Linked DNA regions of Homo sapiens: region 2 is linked to region 1. Evidence: read pairs that join two places in POLR2A ChIA-PET (ENCODE). Cell type or tissue: IMR-90. All regions are shown on one strand. Each heading gives the region's core, and the rest is flanking DNA. Links, peaks and the distances in the headings are about the cores only. Region 1 overlaps RNF168 (ring finger protein 168). Region 2 overlaps PCYT1A (phosphate cytidylyltransferase 1A, choline).

Evidence for each region. ChIA-PET counts read pairs that join two places held together with the same protein. Peaks named below come from ENCODE experiments on the same cell type or tissue, not always from the same donor. Only the 100,000 strongest peaks of a DNase experiment are listed, where the experiment ranks them.
Region 2: POLR2A ChIA-PET joins it to region 1 with 5 read pairs; 8 of 35 experiments call an interaction of 5 or more read pairs at or near these places.

Annotation. Positions count from the first base shown.
Region 1 is chr3:196,470,057-196,476,576 of GRCh38, reverse strand. RNF168 (ring finger protein 168) reads left to right here. Exons shown (of 6, transcript NM_152617.4): 5 at 1,265-1,346; 6 at 3,805-6,520. The coding sequence ends at 4,758. Among named protein-coding and RNA genes, the nearest start is that of RNF168, 30 kb to the left of the region's middle. RefSeq lists a silencer at 6,194-6,370. In IMR-90, for the core only: no CTCF peak of the experiment used is centred there; a DNase peak (open chromatin) is centred at 4,816.
Region 2 is chr3:196,268,796-196,275,040 of GRCh38, reverse strand. It overlaps PCYT1A (phosphate cytidylyltransferase 1A, choline), which reads left to right. Exons shown (of 9, transcript NM_001312673.2): 2 at 4,500-4,626. The coding sequence starts at 4,510. Among named protein-coding and RNA genes, the nearest start is that of PCYT1A, 16 kb to the left of the region's middle. RefSeq lists enhancers at 80-289, 1,458-1,957. In IMR-90, for the core only: no CTCF peak of the experiment used is centred there; no DNase peak of the experiment used is centred there; H3K27ac peaks cover 317 bases.

The DNA of each region.
Region 1 (6,520 bases), core at 2,521-6,520:
GGACGTGGTGGCACATGCCTGTAATCCCAACTACTCAGGAGGCTGAGGCAGGAGAATCACTTGAACCTGGGAGGCGGGGTTGCAGTGAGCCGAGATTGCACCAATGCACTCCAGCCTGGGTGACAGAGCAAGACTCCGTCTCAGAAAAAAAAAAAAAAGAAGAGAGTTGATATAAAAGTATGTATGATAACATCTCTATACCAGAATAGTAAGGAATTTAATCATGGACTTTTTCCCAATAGTAGAGATTTAAAATGTCGTGAACAGCCAACATTTCCAGCATAAAGAAGAAACTAACATATCCTTTCTCCTAGTTTAAAGCATCATTTTCATTACTTTTGGGAAGACTATAGAGTCTTGCATTGTTTTGATGCTATCTGCTTTTTTAAGCTTTTTTCAAGAATTAAGAAATATTTACGCTGGGCGCAGTGGCTCACGGCTGTAATCCCAGCACTTTGGGAGGCTGAGACAGGCGGATCACCTGAGCGTCAGGAGTTCGAGACCAGCCTGACCAACATGGTGAAACCCGTCTCTACTAAAAATACAAAAATTAGCCGGGCGTGGTGGCGGGCGCCTGTAATCCCAGCTACTCAGGAGGCTAAGGCAGAAAAATCGCTTAAACCCGGGAGGCGGAGGTTGCAGTGAGCTGAGATCGCGCCACTGCACTCCAGCCTGGGCGACAGAGGGAGACTCCGTCTCAAAAAAAAGAAAAGAAAAAAAAATATTTAGCCGGGCTCAGTGGCTCACGCCTGTAATCCCAGCACTTTGGGAGGCCAAGGCAGGCGGATCACGAGGTCAGGAGATCGAGACCATCCTGGCTAACACGGTGAAACCTCGTCTCTACTAAAAATACAAAATATTAGCCGGGCGTGGTGGTGGGCGCCTGTAGTCCCAGCTACTTGGGAGGCTGAGGCAGGAGAATGGCGTGAACTCGGGAGGCGGAGCTTGCAGTGAGCGGAGATCACACCACTGCACTCCAGCCTGGGTGACAGAGCGAGACTCTATCTCAAAAAAAAAAAAAAAAGAAAAAATATTTAGATTTGACTTTTACTTCCTTTTCTGTTTTTCACTAAAATATCAATACTCAATCATTTAAGTTTTGTCCTGGAATTGACCAAAATATCTGAAGCACGGAAATGAGATACACTCTGATAAAACAGCCAAGCAGCAAACCAGACAACCTTCGGTATAAATAGCTTTATTATGTTGGGTACATACCATCTGTCTTTGAAAGCATTGAAACTTTGGTAAACTTTTCTTTTAGGTATTTGACACCGAAATCTCAGTTTGGGTCAGCCTCACACTCTGAAGCTGTACAAGAAGTCAGGAAAGACTCCGTATCTAAGGTATGTTGATACTGAAGATGTTCTGAGTTTTGCTGGTTCATTAATGCTGTAGATTAGTGCTATCCATAGTTTTCTACCTTTTAACAAAAGCCCCTATAGTTAATCAAACACCCTGTCTGAGTCCTCTTAGGCTCACCTAGAGAAAAAGCACTTTTTCTCCAAAGGAAACTACAATTTTTTAAATAAACATACTACAAAAAGCAAAGTTTTTCTCTAAGAGAGTGAATATTTTCGCCTTTGCAGTTAGTGTGATCTGTGTCACAGCTTCTCAGCTACGCTGGTGTAGTGTGAAAGCATCTATAGATAATATGTAAACACATCAGCTTGAATGCATTCCAGTAAAACTTTGTTTACAAAAACAGGCAGGAGGCTGGATTTGGTCCATGAGCCATAGATTACTGATCCTTGACCTATGTAATCCAAACTCACAAAACTGAATAGGTTATACCTGGCACCAGCTTCACTTAGAATGTTACAAGATGGAGCTGAATGCGGTGGCTCACGCCTGTAATCCCAGCACTTTGGGAGACTGAGGCAGGTGGATTATCTGAGGTCAGGGGTTCGAGATCAGCCTGACCAACATGGAGAAACCCCATCTCTACAAAAAAATACAAAATTAGCCGGGTGTGGTGGCGCATGCCTGTAATCCCAGCTACTTGGGAGGCTGAGGCAGGAGAATTGCTTGAACCCGGGAGGTAGAGGTTGCGGTGAGCTGAGATCGTGCCGTTGCCCTCCAGCCTGGACAACAAGAGTGAAACTCTGTTTCAAAAAAAAAAAAAAAAAGAATATTACAAGATGGGAGGCCAAGCACGGTGGCTCAGGCCTGTAATCCTAGCACTTTGAGAGGCTGAGGCAGGCAGAAAGTTGGGAGTTCGAGACCAGCCTGGCCAATGTGGTGAAACCCCATCTCTACTAAAAATACCAAAAAAAAAAAAAAAATTAGCCAGGTGTGGCACATACCTGTAGTCCCTGCTACTCAGGAGGCTGAGGCAGGAGTATTGCTTGAACCCGGAAGGCGGAGGTTGCAGTGAGCTGAGATGTCGCCATTGCACTCCAGCCTGGATGACAGAGTGAGACTCCACCTCAAAAAAAAAAAAAAAAAAAAATTGCAAGATGAGAAAAAGTATGCTAGTAAGGCAGCATCAGGCATGTGTGTTCAGCAGGAGTCCTCAGCAGCAGAGCTCCAAGGTGATAGCCTGGAAAAAGGCCACACAAGTGAGTGTATTAACTACTTTGAGACCACATGCCCTGTAAGGGTCAATTATTTCTTATAACAAACAATGGGTCTAGCTTCCAGGGGTCTTGGTGAGAAATACACCCAGTCAAGTTACTTATAGAAGTAACTTATAGAAGTCCCAAGCTTTATCTTCCAAACACTAGGTATTTTTTTTTTGCTTGTTTGTTTTGTTTTGTTTATTTTTTGAGAGAGAATCCATCGTCCAGGCTGGAGTACAGTGGATGCTCGGTGCATCCTCAGCTTCCCTGGTAGCTGGGACTACAGGCTTATACCCCCACGCCCGGCTAATTTTTGTATTTTTAGTAGAGATGGGGTTTCATCATGTTGGCCAGGCTGGTCTCAAACTCCTGACCTCAGGTGAGCTGTCCGCCTCAGCCTCCGGAAGTGCTGTGATTACAGGCATGAGCCACCGTGCCCAGCCATGTTACAGATATCTTTAAATATCATTTATACTTATCTCTACATTGGTATTAGACTGCAGTTGTGCCTTGTGGCAAAACAGAGAGTGGGTGTACTACATCAGGGGTGACACAGATAATTGGGTATTATGAGTTATTAGACTGGCTGGTAGATCCTATTATTTACTGTATTATAGATGCACATTATTACCTCACATTTTTTTGAACCTTTTAATGATTGTGTTTACAACATAAATTGTTCCTTTTGTAAAGCTACTGTATATCTTAATTTTTTAGTTAAAAACATTATTCTCAGAAGTGGTCTGTAAGCTTCACCTAAATGCCAAAAGGAGGGTCCACGGTAGAGAAAAGAGTTAAAAACCCCTATGCTGGCAGACCTTTGTAAGGTGAAAGAAGGTCAGGTCCTGATACCAGCTATTGGCCATATTTGGAATCTAGTCTGTGGGTTTTAATCTGTAGGTTTTCATGGGAGTGAAAATGAAGTAATAGCTTAATCTAAATTTGCCCATGAAATAAAAATACTATTAAGAATAAATATACACCTATTTGGGAGGCTGAGGCAGGAGAATCACTTGAACCTGGGAGGTGAAGGTTGCAGTGAGCTGAGACCGCGCCACTGCACTCCAGCCTGGGCGACAGAGCAAGACTCTGAAAAAAAAAGAAAAGAAAGAAAGAAATATATACCTTATTAGTAATAATAATGTATAGTGACAGTCCAGCTGTAGTATCAGTGTAATTAGACTTACATCTTATGATTTGATATTTTCCCCTGGTTCACTCAGTCTTTTTCTGTTTTCTACAGGACATTGACAGTAGTGATAGGAAAAGCCCAACAGGGCAAGACACAGAAATAGAAGATATGCCGACACTTTCTCCACAGATATCCCTTGGAGTTGGAGAACAAGGTGCAGATTCTTCAATAGAGTCCCCTATGCCATGGTTATGTGCCTGTGGTGCCGAATGGTACCATGAAGGAAACGTCAAAACAAGACCAAGCAATCATGGGAAAGAGTTATGTGTCTTAAGTCACGAGCGACCTAAAACCAGAGTTCCCTACTCGAAAGAAACTGCAGTTATGCCTTGTGGCAGAACAGAAAGTGGGTGCGCCCCCACATCAGGGGTGACACAGACAAATGGAAACAACACAGGTGAGACAGAAAATGAAGAGTCGTGCCTACTGATCAGTAAGGAGATTTCCAAAAGAAAAAACCAAGAATCTTCCTTTGAAGCAGTCAAGGATCCATGCTTTTCTGCAAAAAGAAGAAAAGTGTCCCCCGAATCTTCCCCAGATCAAGAGGAAACAGAAATAAACTTTACCCAAAAACTGATAGATTTGGAGCATCTACTGTTTGAGAGACATAAACAAGAAGAACAGGACAGGTTATTGGCATTACAACTTCAGAAGGAGGTGGATAAAGAGCAAATGGTGCCAAACCGGCAAAAAGGATCCCCAGATGAGTATCACTTACGCGCTACATCCTCCCCTCCAGACAAAGTGCTAAATGGACAGAGGAAGAATCCCAAAGATGGGAACTTCAAAAGGCAAACTCACACAAAGCATCCAACACCAGAGAGAGGCTCAAGGGACAAAAATAGGCAAGTGTCTTTAAAGATGCAGTTGAAGCAGTCAGTTAATAGAAGAAAGATGCCAAATTCTACTAGAGATCACTGTAAGGTATCCAAAAGTGCTCACTCCCTACAGCCTAGCATTTCACAGAAAAGTGTTTTTCAGATGTTTCAGAGATGCACAAAGTAAGGCCTGGTAAAGGGAGTGCTTTGTGATCTAGTAAAGCTGGAATGTGAAGCTCTTTCCTATCATGGAATCTTCATCCATGTGTCATTCATGCTGCTCTCTAGGCACACTCATTGTCCTTAATGAAGGTCTGTGTGATTGTAAGGACTGCATAGACACATGAGCTTCTGCACAGCTCAGCGGTAAGCAGGGGTCCCCTGTCGTTTCCCTTCTTAATAACAGATGTGTATTAAGCTTTACAATTCTTAGAGATATCTTAAGCTTTGGCCAACTCCAGGAAATCTTCAAGTGCCATTGTCTTTCCAAAAACTGCATGTTTTATGGCCTTTGCTCACCTTTTTGTCGTGACTGGTAATCAAAGCAAGATTATACTATTCTGAGTGATTAAGGAACCCATGCAGGGTTTAAAATCCATTTTCTTGCTATTGTCCAATGTTTACAGAGTACTCAAAAGGTTTTCCTAAAGTAATCTAATTTCCATCTCCAATTTAATTCAATTTTCAGCATTGTAGCATTTCCTTTGGTGTTTGTTTTTTTTTTTTAGACGGAGTTTCAAAATTTGGATTCATATTCATATGTGGGAAATCCCAGATTTTTTTTTTTTTTTTTTTTTTTTTTTTTTTTTGGAGACAGAGTCTTGCTCTGTCACGCAGGCTGGTGTGCAATGGCGCGATCTCAGCTCACTGCAACCTCCGCCTCCCGAGTTCAAGCGATTCTTCTGCCTCAGCCTCCCGAGTAGCTGGGATCATAGGCATGTGCCACTACACCCAGCTACCCAGCTAATTTTTTTTTTTTTTTGTACTTTTAGTAGAGATGGGATTTCACCATGTTGGCCAGGCTGGTCTTGAACTCCTGTCCTCAGGTGATCCACCTGCTTCGGCCTCCCAGAGTGCTGGGATTATAGGCGTGAGCCACCACGCCCGGCCTGTTTCCTTTGGTTTAAAGTGGATTCGAATCAGTGTTAAATCAGAAAATCAGGGTTTTCTAGGAAATTGGGAATTAGTTGCCAGAAAGGAAACTGAACTATGCAGAAGGAGTTAAGAGCTGGGATGAGGCTGGATGGGGTGACTGACAGTCCAGATCATTGAAACAGATTGGGTCGTCGGAAACTGGTCCAGATGAGGCTGGATGGGGTGACTGACAGTCTGGATCATTGAAACTGATTAGGTCGTCAGAAACGGGTCCAGACGAGGATGAGGCTGAGGCTGGATGGGGTGACTGACAGTCTGGATCATTGAAACTGATTGGGTGGTTGGTCAGAAACGGGTCCAGATGAGGATGAGGCTGAGGCTGGATGGGGTGACTGACAGTCTGGATCATTGAAACTGATTGGGTGGTTGGTCAGAAACGGGTCCAGATGAGGATGAGGCTGGATGGGGTGACTGACAGTCTGGATCATTGAAACTGATTGGGTCGTCAGAAACTGGTCCAGATGAGGCTGGGTGGGGTGACTGACAGTTTGGATCATTGAAACTGATTGGGTGGTCAGAAACTGGTCCAGATGAGGATGTGGCTGGATGGGGTGACTGACAGTCTGGATCATTGAAACTGATTGGGTGGTCAGAAACTGGTCCAGATGAGGATGTGGCTGGATGGGGTGACTGACAGTCTGGATCATTGAAACTGATTGGGTGGTGAGAAATGGGTCCAGATGAGGATGAGGCTGGATGGGGTGACTGACAGTCTGGATCATTGAAACTGATTGGGTGGTGAGAAATGGGTCCAGATGAGGATGAGGCTGGATGGGGTGACTGACAGTCTGGAT
Region 2 (6,245 bases), core at 2,246-6,245, 200 kb after region 1:
GCATTTTGAGTAGTTCACTCAGACCACTGAGATGAGAGTATTGACCTCTGAATATTATGAAGGAATCATTAAGAACAATAGTGAAGACAAGCTCTGATCATCATCACTGAAAGAACTCGGAGTGAAATGTATAGAACCCTTCTTCCATTTTAATTTGCATTTGTGATGAAAGGAAGTTTCTAGGTGGTGCTCATCTTTCACTTTCGACTCTGACATTTTTTCATGTTGGCCATGACTCATGGGGTGTCACCTTCAGCTTCTAAGAATTAGGCCAGTTTCTTGTAGATCTTGTCATATTGCCACTCGGAGTTGAGCCGGAGGAAAGAAAGTAAGGCACAGTTGCAGTTGTTTAGACGAACATCTCAGTCAGGCTTATGAGAGGCAGTAGGGCAGAGCAGACTGTCCTCATTCTGTCTGGCATTGGTTTTCCACCTGTTCTGAAGATTTTTCTCTGAACCGTATCTTGTGCAGAGATGACAGTTTATCATAGAGTTTCCCCTACCCCCAATTTCTGGCTGATTCCTAAAATTTCATCAGTATCAAGAAAGTAATTTATTTGTACAAATTGTGTTACTTAAGAAAAACGCAACTATCCCTGCAGGGGGCTGAAAAGCCAACATCTAAATGATGGCAGCGGTGGCCTGTCTGGATGGGCTGCTGCCATGATGCCGGCTGCAGTCGGGGAGGCATGGTCTGTGCTGCACGCTCCATGGAGCCACTGGGAGCTGGGAGTAGGTGGAAGCCCTGCCCGTTTCCAAGTTGGCAGGGCGGGAGCAGCCGTGGCTACATACCCGGGCTTCCCTGTGCTTTTGGGGGCCCAGGAACCTCCCCTGCCCCTGCAGGCTTGAAGTGCCTGCTCCCACTGCCTGGCCTCTCCTTGCTCCTGGTGCCTGCTCTGATTTTGGAGCAAAGTTGAGGCCAAGCCTGGGCACTGTCATGACCTGGCTGGGTTTGCGTGTGCTAGGGGCAGTGCTGACATGCCAGCCCCCTTCTGCCTTGGCCCCCTCTGGATTTTGGGTGTCCAGCAGCACAGGAGGGGACGCCAAGGCGGAGCTGAGAGCAGCTCCATTCAGGCCTGCAGGCGCCCCTTCGTGAATAGCCTGGGCGCTGTGGACAGCAGGTTGATGACAGCAGGAGGCAGACAGGCTCCTAGGCGGAAATGGGCGGGTCCCTGGTGAAGCCCCACCTTCAAGCCAGGGATGGCCTGAAGCCTGGGGCCCAGGCTGCCAGTTCTGTGGACTGGAATGAGAACTTACGATGCTTTTTCCGGGCTGCCTGTGGCTGCCCATGGACCAATCAGCATGCACTTCCTGCCCGCTGAAGCCCGTAGAAACCCTGGACTCAGCCATACTTGATGGGATGACCTGCCTGCGGATAGGAGCTTCCCACTCCAGGTCTCCTCTCCACTGAGGGCTGCAGAGACGTCAGGATGACCTGCCTGCAGATAGGAGCTATCCACTCTGGGTCTCCTCTCCGCTGAGGGCTGCACAGATGCTGGGACGACCTGCTGCGGAAAGGAGCTACCCGCTTGGGGTCTCCTGAGGGCTGTTGTGTTGCTCAATAAAGCACCTCTTCACCTTGCTCGTCCTCCAGTTGTCCATATACCTCATTCTTCCTGGACGTGGGACAAGAACTCGGGATCTGCCAAATGGTGGGACTGAAAGAGCTGAAACACAAACAGAGCCGAAACACGTCCTCCCCTCCCCCACTGCTTGCCACGCTGTGGGCAACAGAAAGAGAGAAGAGAGGAGAGAGAAAGAGAAGAGCTGTAGCCCTTTGGGAAGCCCAGACCTAGGAGCTCCTTGAGCCAGGGCTGTGACACCCTCTTTGGAGCTCTGTGGTTCCTGGCCTCTCCAAGCTTCTGGGCAGCACCATGTTCCCCAGTGCCTGCAGTGGAAGCTGCTTGTAGTACGCCTGGTTCAGCTGCAGCCTCTCAGGGAGCTGGCGCCTCGAGCTGCTCACCCCCTGGCAGCTGGCGTGCCTGGCTGTGCGCAGTGGCCGGACCCTGTGCTGGCTCGCCTGTGCACCTCTTGCCGCTCCGTGCCTGGCTTGTCCTTGGCATGCATGGAATCTGTGCTGGTAACACAAGCTGAGCATAGCCTACCAGGCTGAGTGGACGGAACGAGCCCGGCGGGCCTGAGCAAAACTCAGGCAAAGGTGCCACTGGCCACAGAGGTTTCTGGCTAGCGAAGTGACACCCCAAGTATTCTGTGACTTAAACATGAAATACAGAATATTCAGAACTTTGCTGTAATAGCTAGTTGCTAGAAACTCTCTGCTAAATGAGACAATAATAAATAAGTTCCTTTGGGGGAAGGAGAATCCCTGAGGGGGTTTTAATAGCTGGAAACTGTGAACAAGCTTGAGGTGTTAAGACCCTGAAAGAGGAAAGGGAAATGAGTACTGAGAAAAGAAGGGGAAGGGCCAGGTGCAGTGGTTCACACCTGTAATTCCAGCACTTTGGGAGGTCGAGGTGGGTGGATCACCTGAGGTCAGGAGTTCAAGACCAGCCTGGCCAACATGACAAAACCCTGTCTCTACTAAAAATACAAAAATTGGCTAGGCGCCATGGCTCACGCCTGTAATTTCAGCACTTTTGGAGGACGAGGCAGGTGGATCACGAGGTCAGGTGTTCGAGACCAGCCTGGCCAACATAGGGAAACCCTGTCTCTACTAAAAATACAAAAAATTAGCCAGGCGTGGTGGTGGGTGCCTGTAATCCCACCTACTCAGGAGGCTGAGGCAGGAGAATCGCTTGAACCTGGGAGGCGGAGGTTGTAGTGAGCCGAGATGGTGCCACTGCACTCTAGCCAGGGTGACGGAGTGAGACTCTTTCTCAAAAAAAAAAAAAAGGAAAGAAGGAGAAGGACATTTAAAAAATACATTATGCTGGTCCTAGCTATTCTGGAGGCTCAGATGGGAGGATTGCTTAAGCTCAGGAGTTTGAGGCTACAGTGTGCTATGATTATGGCTGTGAGAGCCGAGATCGTGCCACTGCACTCTAGCCAGGGTGACAGAGTGAGACTCTTTCTCAAAAAAAAAAAAAAGGAAAGAAGGAGAAGGACATTTAAAAAATACATTATGCTGGTCCTAGCTATTCTGGAGGCTCAGATGGGAGGATTGCTTAAGCTCAGGAGTTTGAGGCTACAGTGTGCTATGATTATGGCTGTGAGAGCCGAGATCGTGCCACTGCACTCTAGCCAGGGTGACAGAGTGAGACTCTTTCTCAAAAAAAAAAAAAAGGAAAGAAGGAGAAGGACATTTAAAAAATACATTATGCTGGTCCTAGCTATTCTGGAGGCTCAGATGGGAGGATTGCTTAAGCTCAGGAGTTTGAGGCTACAGTGTGCTATGATTATGGCTGTGAGAGCCGAGATCGTGCCACTGCACTCTAGCCAGGGTGACACAGTGAGACTCTTTCTCAAAAAAAAAAAAAGGAAAGAAGGAGAAGGACATTTAAAAAATACATTATGCTGGTCCTAGCTATTCTGGAGGCTCAGATGGGAGGATTGCTTAAGCTCAGGAGTTTGAGGCTACAGTGTGCTATGATTATGGCTGTGAGTAGCCACTGCGCTCCAGCCTGGACAACCTAGCAAGACCCCTAAAAAAATAAAAACAATAAAAAAGTAAATAAAAACCATTATGCTACTCCACAATTTTCATGCAAGTAACTCTGGTGAAGTGGTCACTGAAATCTATAGAACTTTTAGAGTTAAGAAATTCACTCAGTGATGTGGTTCATGCCTGTCATCCCAAGTCTTTGGGAGTTTGAGTTGGGAGGATCACTTGAGGCCAGGAATTCAAGACCAGCCTGGGCAACATAGCGAGGCCTGTCTCTTAAAAAAAAAAATAACTAGGTGTGGTGGCATGTGCCTGTAGTCCCAACTACTTGGGAGGCTGGGGCAAGAGGATCGCTTGAGCTAACGAGGTTGAAGCTGCAGTGAGGCAAGATCATACCACTGCACCCCAGCCTGGGCAACAGAGTGAGACCCCGTCTTAAAAAAAATTAGAGTTAAGAAATCCGTGTTTTGTTAATCCAGGACTTGGTGAGAGCCATCCGTTTACAAAAGGCTCTTTTCTCTACCTGCACCAGTCATACCTTCACATTGCCTTATACCTGTCATATCGATGATGCGGAGGATAGTGGGAGAGTCTGTGTAACTATCTTTCTCAGCCAAATTATTCCAATCTTTTGCATGCAATCAGGATTTAAAATGAGCAGTTAGTATGTAGGCTGCACTGTGAGGGGGAATGACTTCCGACTTCAGGCAATTCACTGTGGCCATTGTTGCACAGAGAGGCGTTTCAGTATTTCTACTAGAGCCTGTGTTTTGTGAAGCTTCGCTGGTTTTGCCAGATGCCATTGGCTCATCTTGGTGAAGTGCAGCTGTAGAATTGGTATTTTGCTGAGTGTATCCACGTCAACGTCTCTGAAATACTGGTGACAAACTTTTTCCCACCCCAATGAGAAAATTTTTGTTTTCACTTTCTATGACCAGTTAAAAGAAGATGGATGCACAGTGTTCAGCCAAGGTCAATGCAAGGAAGAGGAGAAAAGAGGCGCCCGGACCCAACGGGGCAACAGAAGAAGATGGGGTTCCTTCCAAAGTGCAGCGCTGTGCAGTGGTAAGTGGAGATTAACCTGGCAGGGGGAGGGTAGAAACCGATATGACATTGATGATATCAGTGTTACATGTCTTCTGAAATAATGAAAAGAAGGAATAGTAAGTGTATTTTCACAGTCACTGGAAATCTGCTGCCTTTTTACTGGATTATGACTCACAGCTCAGTTGTAGAAGCTTTACATTGGGTTTAGAAAAAGAAGTGTTAGGAAAATATGGAAGTTGCATGTGTATTAGGCTGAAACTATTGAAATATGGCCAGGTGCGGTGACTCATACCTGTAATCCCACACTTTGGGAGGCTGAGGTGGGAGGATCACCTGAGGTCAGGAGTTTGAGACCAGCCTGGTGAAACCCTGTCTTTACTAAAAATACAAAATTAGCCGGGCGTGGTGGCGCATGCCTGTAATCTCAGCTGCTTGGGAGGCTGAGGCATGAGAATTGCTTGAACTCGGGAGGCGGAGGATGCGGTGAGCCGAGATTGCACCATTGCATTCCAGCCTGGGCAACAGAGACAGACCCTATCTCAAAAATAAAAATAAAAAGTAAATAAACAAATAAATAAAACTAATGAAATAGAAAAATTGGGGCTCTAGGCAGTGATTTGATCTTCGTATCATCTCATGGTGTCTAGTGCGTCTTTTCTGCTGTTTTTTCTCCCTCTATCATTCCTCCATCCTGTTACTAGTTGTATCTTAGATGAGAACCTTTTTCCGTTTATGCCTACCTTATGCTCCTTTATCTCTGGAAAATTATCTTTGTATTTCCTAATTATTGCCAAACCTTAGATGAAAGACCCCATTCCACACTGCCTATCCCATCTCAGCTTGCTACCCTTCCTAAAGCTTTCCTCCACACTGCCTATCCTGTCTCAGCTTGCTACCCTTCCTAAAACTTTCCATAATAAAAACATGTCAGAGAACACTTACACACAATTGAAGCTACTGTTGTTAATATTATTATGAAATCTGTGTTTCAAAATCCCAGTGACAGAATTGTATGTTTCTTTACCTATATTGACTATTAGCCATTGATCAAACTCAGTTTCCACTGCTTAGTTCTAGAGCTTCCCAGCCCAAAGGGAAAAATCTATTCTGAAACAGTTAATACTTATTCCAAATGAATGCTCTGTCTTGAGCAATAAAAGCAAATAATACCCTACAAATAGACAAGTGCCTGCAGGGCTGATATTGATCATAAGGGCAAGTATATATATTTGTTTCCTGTTGCATTTGTAACAAATTACCATAATACAAATATACAAATGAATTATCTTACAGTTCTGGATATCAGAAATCTGAAATGGGTCTCAGAGGGCTAAAATCAGGGTGTTGGCAGAGCTGGAGGGTCCAGGGGAAAGTCCATCTTCTTGCCTTTTCCAGCTTCTAGAGGGTTCCCACATTGCTTAGTGCTTGGCACCAGCCAGTGCTCACATCACTCTGACGATTGCTTCTGCCATGTCTCCTGCTCTGATTCTGAACCTCCTACTTCCCCTTTTCACTTACAAGGACTCTTGTGATTACGTTCGGTATACCCAGATAAACCAGAATAATCTTCCTTTATTTAATCATATCTGCAAAGCCTCTTTACTATTTTTATTTTTATTTATTTTTATTTGTATTTT